Regions from separate parts of the Homo sapiens genome. Here region 2 is linked to region 1. A link is a contact called in ENCODE Hi-C or POLR2A ChIA-PET data. All regions are on one chromosome and are shown on one strand. The core of a region is the stretch at or near the end of the contact, and the rest is flanking DNA. Distances in the headings are between cores, read along the strand shown. Region 1 overlaps LOC107985856 (a long non-coding RNA gene). Region 2 overlaps HS1BP3 (HCLS1 binding protein 3).

Region 1 (4,400 bases), core at 990-3,489:
GCACTTTGGGAGGCCAAGGCGGGTGGATCACCTGAGGTCAAGAGTTCGAGACCAGCCTGGCCAACATGGTGAAACCCCATCTCCACTAAAAATACAAAATTAGCTGGGCATGGTGGTGGGTGCCTGTAATTCCAGCTACTCAGGAGGCGGAGGCAGGAGAATTGCTTGAACCTGGGAGGCAGAGGTTGCAGTGAGCCGAGATTGCGCCATTGCACTCCAGCCTGGACAAAAAGAGCGAAACTCCATCTCAATAAAAAAAAAAGGAAAAAGAAAAAGGTCTAGAATGACTGAACACTAAATTATTTATGGTGATCTCTTCTGTAAGGAAGAGGAAGCAGGTTTGTTGCAAAATGGTCATTGCAGAATGGTACTTTCACTTTTTACTCAAAATTCTTCTGTATTGTTTGAAGTCTTTTTTTCTAAATACCACTAACATATATTTATGCATTCCATGGATTAAGTAAAAAGAAAAACACAAAAACCACAGCCTCAGAAATAGACACTCCACATCATAGCACAGATGCTTTTCCTTGGGGGTTTGAGATCTTAATCAAAGATGTTAAATGGATTCTTGGGTTTGTCAAATTGACTCTGACCTGCAGCTTTTGGTCCTGAGGGAGTAAGTGAAATGAAACGAGCCTTTCCTCCCTAAATTCAGCCTCGGCTGGCCCCAAATCACAGAGTTGAAAGAGGTCAAGTAAGGGATGAGGAAAGAAAGAATTGCTTTTCCTGAACCAGTGCAGGGCCAGGAGTGTAGCTGCCTCTGCAGGGAAGGTGATCCTACCATCATTTGGAGATGAGGAAATGGAGGTTCAGAAAATCAAGCAGCTTGTCCAAGGTCACAGGGCTGCTGAGAGACAGAGTCAAAGTTTGAAACCATATCTGTTGATCCCCAAAGTTCAGGCTCTTTTCTTGTGGATGGTGATGGCCTGGGTCACACTTCATAATAGTACTGCCCTCCTTGGAGGATCCAGCAGTGCCCTGCTTCTGTTAGAATTGCAAATGAGAACCCTCCGACCAGACTGAGCATTGGCCTGCCCCACTCCAGGGCCAAAGAGATTACCACCTTCTGGGGCTCTAGTCTGACCCTTGTTCCTCAGCTGAGGCCCCTCACAGCCTGGGGAATGAGGGCCCTGAAATTGTGTCTCTCCTATAGCAGAGAAATAATAATACAATACTCATAGGTAAACTATAAAATAATAATAATAATAATAATGCAGAACAGTAATAATAGCTAATGTAGTACTAGGCATTGCTCTAAACTTTCTAAATATCCATCCATCTAATCGTTTAACTATTCTAGTACTAGTAACATTGCCCCCTTTAGATGAGAAAACTGATGCACAAAGCATTTAACTAACTGGCCCAAAGTCACACAGCTAGAAAGGGACAGAACCAAGATCCAAAATCCATTAATCTTCATTTTTTTTTTTTTTTTTGCTCTGCTGCCCAGGCTGGAGTGTAGTGGCACAATGTCAGTGACATGATCACAGCTCACTGCAGCCTCGACCTCCTGGGTTTGAACAATCCTCCCGCCTCAGCCTCCCGAGTAGCTGAGACTTCAGGTACATGCCACCATACCCAGCTAAGTTTTGTATTTTTTGTAGATATGAGGTTTCACCATGTTACCCAGGCTGGTCTCAAACTCCTGAGCGCAAGCAATCCCCCAGCCTCGGCCTCCTGAAGTGCTGGTATTACAGGCACGAGCCACTGCACCTGGCCCAATTTTTTGTTTTGTTTGTTTTCTGGCTACTTATCCCCAAGTTCTAAGAGCCTGTGCACTTGATTTCTGTCTAACTCCCCCAAAGCAAGTTAGCACTTGTGGTACTTACCATGCGCTGGACATTGTTAAAAGTATTAGATTAGTGCAAAAATAATTGCGGTTTTTGACATTACTTTAAAATATATTAATATACTAAATATTAATTGTTCTGAGACAAATTTAAGAAGTAGAGGAGCTCCCTTATTACCTTTAAAAGTCTCATTTTAAAGATAGGGAGTCTAAGCACAGAAAAGCCAAATCACTGTCTGAGGTCACACAGCGTTTACATAAATGGCAGAGGTAGAATTTGAACCCACGCATACTGACTCTAGAGTTTATACTCATAAACATTTACTATATTAACAGAGAGGCTCTGAGATTCCAATGCCCTCATTATACATTCCCTGTTTCTAGAGAAGAGCCCAAGAATCCCCAAGGGGCATTTTGGCATTCACTGGAGCAAGAACAACTGGTCATCCCTGATTCCTACTCTTCTGTTGTTGAGGAGCTAGTCGTTGCCTGGTGACTCACTGTGCTGGGAGGGACAGACTAGCCTTTACTGTCCAGCTAATGTCCCTGGTGGCATGCCACCACCCTCCAGGTGTGGGGGTGGCTGAGCTCCAGGATGAGTGAGTCCACTCTGGGTTTGGGGTGGGGCAGTGGTGTGGGGGCAGAGACGTTCAGGGGACAGACTACACGGAGCCCCTCTCCCACTTTCTACCTCATTAGGATGAAAAGACAAAAGCAATTCCAAGCAAATGTAGCAGAAGTTGTCCCCCTAGTTCTGCTCATGTCCTGGCAAAGAGTGCGGACTGAGCCTGCTGACTCATGGCACTCTAGTTCAGGTCTCCCACTAGAAGACAAAGCAGGGTCAGGGCACACAGTGTTGCCCTCAGGACACCATGAAGCTCAAGGAAGCCTGGAGCGGTGGCTGGCTGAGGAGCAGGCCGCTGCTAGGCAGCTTTGTGCGTTTCGTGACTTTGCTGGAAATGCATCAAACGCTTGGCAAAAACACTTCCTCCTCCAGTGACAGGCACTCACGTTTCAGAAGGCATCAAATTGCTCTGAAAGGTGACAATAGCACCTGTCAACTTCTGCACATAGAACACTGTTTTCTACTGCAAGAATGTTTTTCTTGATCTTCTGGAACTGTATAGACTGCAGACCAAGCATCATCCATGTCCTGAAGCCCAGCTGGGTGGCGGATGGGACATGGGAGGGCAGGACAATGTCTGCAGAGGTGGTGGAGAGCACGGGGGAGCGGTGCCTTCTCAGCACTCCATTTGCCGGGTGGGGTAGGAGGGGAGGGTGAGGGTTCTGGGACATTCTTGAGCCCCAGGCACAGCTGCGAAGGGCAGTAGCTGCAGAGCCCCCGCATGGGGCTGAGCGTGGCCTCTCCTTCCTTGGGCTGAGTGGACAACCTCCTGCTCCCTCAGCTATATTGCTGGCTGGGGTTGGCAGAGGCCAGGCACTCAGTCCTCATCCACAGCGAGGTGTGAGTAAGTGGAGAGGGGGAAGCTGGCTTCCAAGGTGAAGAACAACGGGGACAGAAGTGCAGAGGCGGCGTGGTGCCTGGTGCTTTCGGGGGACTGAAAAGAGGACACGTTTATTATTTTGATGCATTTGTGACTTAAGCTGAACTCCTTCCTATGGGCAATGCTGCTGAAATAGGGGATGTGTGTAGGGCAGCTGTGGCAAAAGTGAATGCTGAGGAAGTCGGGAAGGGCTTTGAGCTAGGTTGGGACAGGAGCAGGAGGTGAGTCCACCTGCAGGGTGGAGGAAAGCTGGATGGGCGTGCACACTGGGGGCTGACCAGTGGCCCGGGGAGGCCGTTATGGGCTGAACAAGGAACAGAGTGGAGAGAGTGGAGGGAATGGAAAGGGGGACGCAGCAGGAGCCCCAGTGAATCTGAGAATCTAGGGTGTGCTGCTCCCCTCAGCCTGAGCTCAACAAAATGCTCCAGGCTTTCCCCTCCCCTGTTAGGAGCTTGGTGGACCCCCACGTCTGGCTTATGCTCTATTGCAGTGACAAGAGGCCTAGTGGAAATGACTGTTGGGTGTAGAAATGGTGACGATACTTCCTACTGGATGCCCTGAAGATTGGGGAAGATGGAGCATCACCCGAGTGAGTCATTGCCGGGCCATGATGCCAAGATGGGTCCTCCCCAACAGCTACTGCTCCTGGCTCTCCCCAGGTGCCCCCCAGAAGTCCTGTTGCAGGCCACCTGCCACAGCAGCTCTTGAGTCTGCCACTGGTTTAGGTGCTGGAACCTCAAGGGCCAGAGCCCTTCTCTGTCCCCTTGTCCCATTTTCCCCAGGGTCCTACTATCTCTACATTTAGGCCTAGACCACTGCCATAGGGTACATGAATGGATGCCAGAGAAGAGAAACCCCACTCATTCTTCCCTGACAGGTGACCCACTGTTCCCAAGGATAAATCCAGGGCATTTTTAATATACTTTCTTGCTAAGGTAGCAAAACACAAGTTAAATATCTTTAACAGCTGATTCTGATGGGCAGCCTTTTAGCAGGAAACCCAAAGATGGTGCCTGAATGCAGTGGCTTACGAATGTTACCCTCCCAACTCCCATTAATGGAGCACTTACTGTGGGCCGGGAATGGTATTGGCACATCTAATT
Region 2 (4,400 bases), core at 1,313-3,812, 140 kb after region 1:
AAGTAGACAAAAGTAGCCAGGCATGGTAGTGCATGCCTGTAGTTCCAGCTATTTGAGAGGCTGAGGTGGGAGGATCAGTTAAGTCTGGGAGGTTGAAGCTGTAGTTAGCTGAGATCACACACCACTATACTCCAGCCTAGGTAAAAGAGTAAGAACCTGTCTCAAAAAAAAAAAAAAAAAAAAAAAAAAAAAAAAAAAAAGGGGCCAGCCAGGGAGGTCACCATGAACGTTTATCATTTGCTATGGTCCCCAGAGTCACATTCCAAGGACCTGTTTCTCAACAGCCAGAGCCCACTCTCCTGGCCACTGAGCCCTATCTTGAGGGGCCAGGACTCAGTGACAATCCCACCTGAGCTTGTGGGTGATGCCATTTTTCCTTCTCCACAATGGGGCCAGAGACTGCCCCTCACCCATCCTGGCTCCTGCACCACCAGGGAACCACGTGGGTCCCAGCTGCAGGTCTCTGCAGCCTACATTCTACAGCAAGCGCCCAGTACCCCCAAGAGCCTGAATACACAAAGGGACAATGGCCAGGCCACATGTAAAGGTGGAACTCTGACCCACAGTCTGCAGTAACCTGCCCAGGAAGCCAGACCACAGCCTCTGCAGCAGTCAGCCCCAAATGGCCAAGATTTGATCAATAACTGCCAGCTTTCCTAAATTTTTCCCCATTTCCAGTTTAGTAGGACCATCCAGAGAAAGCCAAACATGCCCCACTTCCTGCTCACAGAGGACAAAGGATGCCCCACTTCTCATTGGCTGCTTCTGGATTCCCCATGCCAATAACCTCCAATCAGCGTGTATCTGAGCCTTCCCTTTCATCTGCTTCAAAGTGTCCCACTCCCCTGCCTCTCTTTGCATCTTTGCCAAATGCAGGTGATGGTGGCCGACACCTCCCTGGTCGCAGTAAGCTCTGAGTAAACAACCATTGCTGGTTCTCACATGGGCGCTCCTATGCCCCTGATCCACTCCAAATGGTGACACGACCAGCAGACAGCTAGCTGTCCTTGCAGTGGGGAATGCCCATCACCCATGTCATCAAAAACCGAGAGTGAACAGGTGAGGGCTGAGAAGTCAGTCCCCTGGCACAAGTGTTGGACATGGCCTGGGGAAAAAGGGAAAAGTCCTGGGCCAGCAGTCAGGAGACCCCCAGCTCTTGCTCTCATGCCCTCCTGTGTGATCCTGGGAAGGTTCCTCAGTCGTAACAACAGAGCCTGGATCTGATCTGCAGTCCTCAGAGCGTAAAGGCTCTGTCATCCTAAGAGTGTTGTTACTTGCCAGAACTTGCCACAACGGGTCCTGGGGGAGCCTGAGGCGGGAAAATGGCAAGTGTGACCTCCCAGATTTCTATCTCTCAAGGAACCAAGCAACCACTGAATCCCACTAAGGATTCAGGTAAGCAGGCTCCTTCCTCCAGGGCCAGGGGCTGCCCCACCTCCAGAATCGCCTGCTCTAGGAAGCTGTAACAGGTGACAGGTGTACCGGCGCTCCTGGAGGGAGGTAAAGTCATAGTGTGCACATCACAGTGACTGATATTTGCATAACAACTATAGGAAGTGGAAAAGCTGCCTTTTATATTCATATTTCAACTGTTGGTTAAATACACAAAGACCTCTTTAGAGCAAAGTGAATCTGAAATAGTGATAACATTTTACAAAGGAACTTTCCTGTAGTGCTCCATCTCATTTTATCCTTTCAGCCACTGGGCCTCTACTTTACCCCTACTCTACAAAGAAAGAAACAGGCTTGGAGAAGTACAGCAACGCACTCAGCGTCCGCCAGCTGAGTGGCAGAAAGGGGATTTGAACCTGGGACTGCCCATCTTTAACCCTGCTCTGGGGGTAGCCACACATCCTGGGGGTTTCCAGCTGCCCCACTCACTGTCAAACCATACTCTAAGGGGCCCTCGCCTTCTGCAAAGCTGCCCAGGGCTACCCCAGGAAGTGGGGCTGAGGCTGGAGGGACAAAGATCCAGTCCTCACTTGTCCCAACCAGGGGAAATCCTACTTCAGCCTGTTTTATGTACTGGGATTCTGGATGATATTTCTCTTGAGCCAAAGGTTTTGCTACTGAATTTAAAAAGCAGAAACCACTGGTACATCTGTTGTTCCTAACAGCCCATTCATTCAGGCAGGACTTTGTGCAGTAATCTGTTTTTTTGTTTGTTTGGTTTCTGTTTTGTTTTGTTTTTGAGATAGAGTCTCAGTTGCCCAGGCTGGAGTGCAGTGGCACAATCTCAGCTCACTGCAACCTCCGCCTCCCAGGTTCAAGCGATTCTCCTGCCTCAGCCTCCTGAGTAGCTGGGATTACAGGCGTGCCCCATCATACCCAGCTAATTTTTGTATTTTTAGTAGAGACAGGGTTTCACCATGTTGACCAGGCTGGTCTTGAACTCCTGATCTCAAGTAACCTGCCCACCTCAGCTGCCCAGAGTGCTGGGATTACAGGCGTGAGCTGCTGCGTCCGGCCACGGCAGTAATCTGGATGGGGAAATGCAGTTGGCATGCACACTGTGCTGCTGTGATCACTGTGACAGCCTGGGTGGAGTGCCGCCTGCGTGACGCTGCAGGGCAGCTGTGGCACCTGCCTCCTCCTTTCCTTATGGCTTTGGGTCCCCAGCCAGGCCAGGGCTAAGTGCTGCACAGGTGCAGGGTGAGGTCGGGCCCAGCCATCCTGGCTCGTGGCCCCCACATGAACCCCAGGATGGCACAGCAGAGAACTCGTCCAGCAGGTGGGTCAGCAGACGAGGGAAAGCCCAGCCCGAGCAGGAGTTGCTGGGGAGCAGACAGTACCGGAAGTGCCTTCTGGACACGCCCTGTCCTCAGCCCCCTGTGGGCGGCAGACTGTGGTGACGGCTGACCTGCCACTCTCCACACCTGTTTCCTTTCTGGCATTTCCAACACTTTAACAGAATTTGGTTTCTGGGAATTCTCAAACAGGAGCTTGCGGAAGAACCAACTCAAGAGCTTGTTAAAACACAGATTCTGGGGGCCCTACCCAGATCTGAGGGGGGCCTGGAATCTCTATCTCTGCCAAGCTTTCAGTGGCCCAGAATCCCTAGGTGGTCTCTGTTGCACTGGTGGCATCAGGGGAGCCCTGGGTGCCCAGGCTCAGGCTGGAATGAACAAAGAGGTGCCAGGCCCATGCGCAGTGGTCGGGATATTTAGCAAGAGGCACCCTCGGGGAAGCAGCTCCAGGGCACCTCAGGAGGTGGGACTGAGGCCCTGCTGTCCCCACAGAGCTCCCCTCCACGGCTCACCTTAAGGGACTGTCTTGCTGCTAAATCTTGGGTTAGCAAATCTGGGAGCACCTGGCAATGTGCCAGGAGCATTCAAAACCACAGAATCATTCCAGAGAAGTGATTTCATCCAAATATAGAGTAAGATATTATTTTTATACTAAAATACATGTGGTTGTTTTATGAAAGATGAAGCAAAATCCATATTAAAAAACAACCATAAAACGTGGCATTCCAGAGAAACATCCAGCTTCACCACGGAGGCCACAGCACGGGGACCCGGGTGTGGGCTCCCCCTTCCAGGGAGTCTGGGAAGACCAGCTTTGCAGGCAGGTGCATTTGTTCATACAGGAGCCAGCCTGTCCCAAGGACGCTGTGAGTCCTCAGGGACCCAGGGCCTGGAGGGGGTCCCTGTGTGCAAAAGAAGAGGTGGGAGGAGTGGGCCCTGAGGGCGGGGGTGGGCAGGGCTTAGAAAAGCAGAGGGGCCTCCCAACAGAGGGGCTTCAGCCCTTAGAGAACCTTTTACTGGAATGGTACCCCAAAGCCCCCAGAAGCAGCTTCAGGGACCTTGCTCTGGGGCACGTATATAGGGGAAGGCTCCATAGAATAAAAGCTTTGTATATGTAGAAGTTCCTCAGGTTATTGCCTGTAATAGCAAAAACCTACAGAAAACCCCGCCACGCCCACAAGCAAGGGCCTGGTAATGCCACTTACAGCCCATCGAGCTGAGAAACCAGCAGAGGAAGGAGGGAGAGTGCAGCTATTGATCTGGAAGGACCTAGAACATGTAAGCTGGAAAAAAGCAAATTCCAGAACGGCACACAAGACAATCTCATTTTGGCAGTAAGATGTGAATATTCAAAGGTGCATTCAGAAATTCACAGGGAAAGGACTTTTATCTGTGTTTGCAATTTTTCTATACTAATTGTGTGTTATTTGAGTCACAATGAAAAAGGTTTCCCGCAGAGGATTTCCAGCATAAGGCAGAACTATTAGGGTAGAATGTCAATTTTCTCAGCACCGTGACATTCTAAAATAGAAACTTAAATACAAAACAGGGGCGACATGGAGCAGCAATCGGGACAGACCATAGGGTGGAAAAGCAGAGTACGAAAAGGCACGTGCATTGTGCCTGCGGTTGCATGGATGCTGCTGGGACGGG

What was found. A loop is a pair of places that touch in the nucleus more often than their neighbours do. ChIA-PET counts read pairs that join two places held with the same protein, here RNA polymerase II (POLR2A). Pooled maps may share reads with other maps.
Region 2: a map of PC-9 shows a loop between it and region 1 (8-fold over the local background). The contact joins two enhancer-like sites. A Hi-C loop is called at or near these places in 7 of 168 maps with a recorded cell type or tissue (HepG2, IMR-90, MCF 10A and 4 more), 3 of 37 single-sample maps with no recorded cell type and 8 of 50 pooled maps. POLR2A ChIA-PET finds 5 or more read pairs at or near these places in 2 of 52 experiments (HepG2 and K562).

The regions. Positions count from the first base shown.
Region 1 is chr2:20,493,997-20,498,396 of GRCh38, forward strand. The region is part of intron 1 of LOC107985856 (a long non-coding RNA gene); the gene reads right to left. Among named protein-coding and RNA genes, the nearest start is that of RHOB, 49 kb to the left of the region's middle. Within about 2 kb of position 2,240, at least 4 of the 41 ENCODE cell types and tissues checked have a DNase peak (open chromatin) inside an H3K27ac peak, as active enhancers do; they include PC-9, where a contact is called at or near this core.
Region 2 is chr2:20,631,354-20,635,753 of GRCh38, forward strand. All of the region lies in intron 4 of HS1BP3 (HCLS1 binding protein 3), which reads right to left. It overlaps LOC124907740 (a long non-coding RNA gene), which reads right to left. Exons shown (of 2, transcript XR_007086243.1): 2 at 3,363-3,649. Among named protein-coding and RNA genes, the nearest start is that of HS1BP3, 18 kb to the right of the region's middle. RefSeq lists an enhancer at 4,391-4,400. Within about 2 kb of position 2,563, at least 21 of the 41 ENCODE cell types and tissues checked have a DNase peak (open chromatin) inside an H3K27ac peak, as active enhancers do; they include PC-9, where a contact is called at or near this core.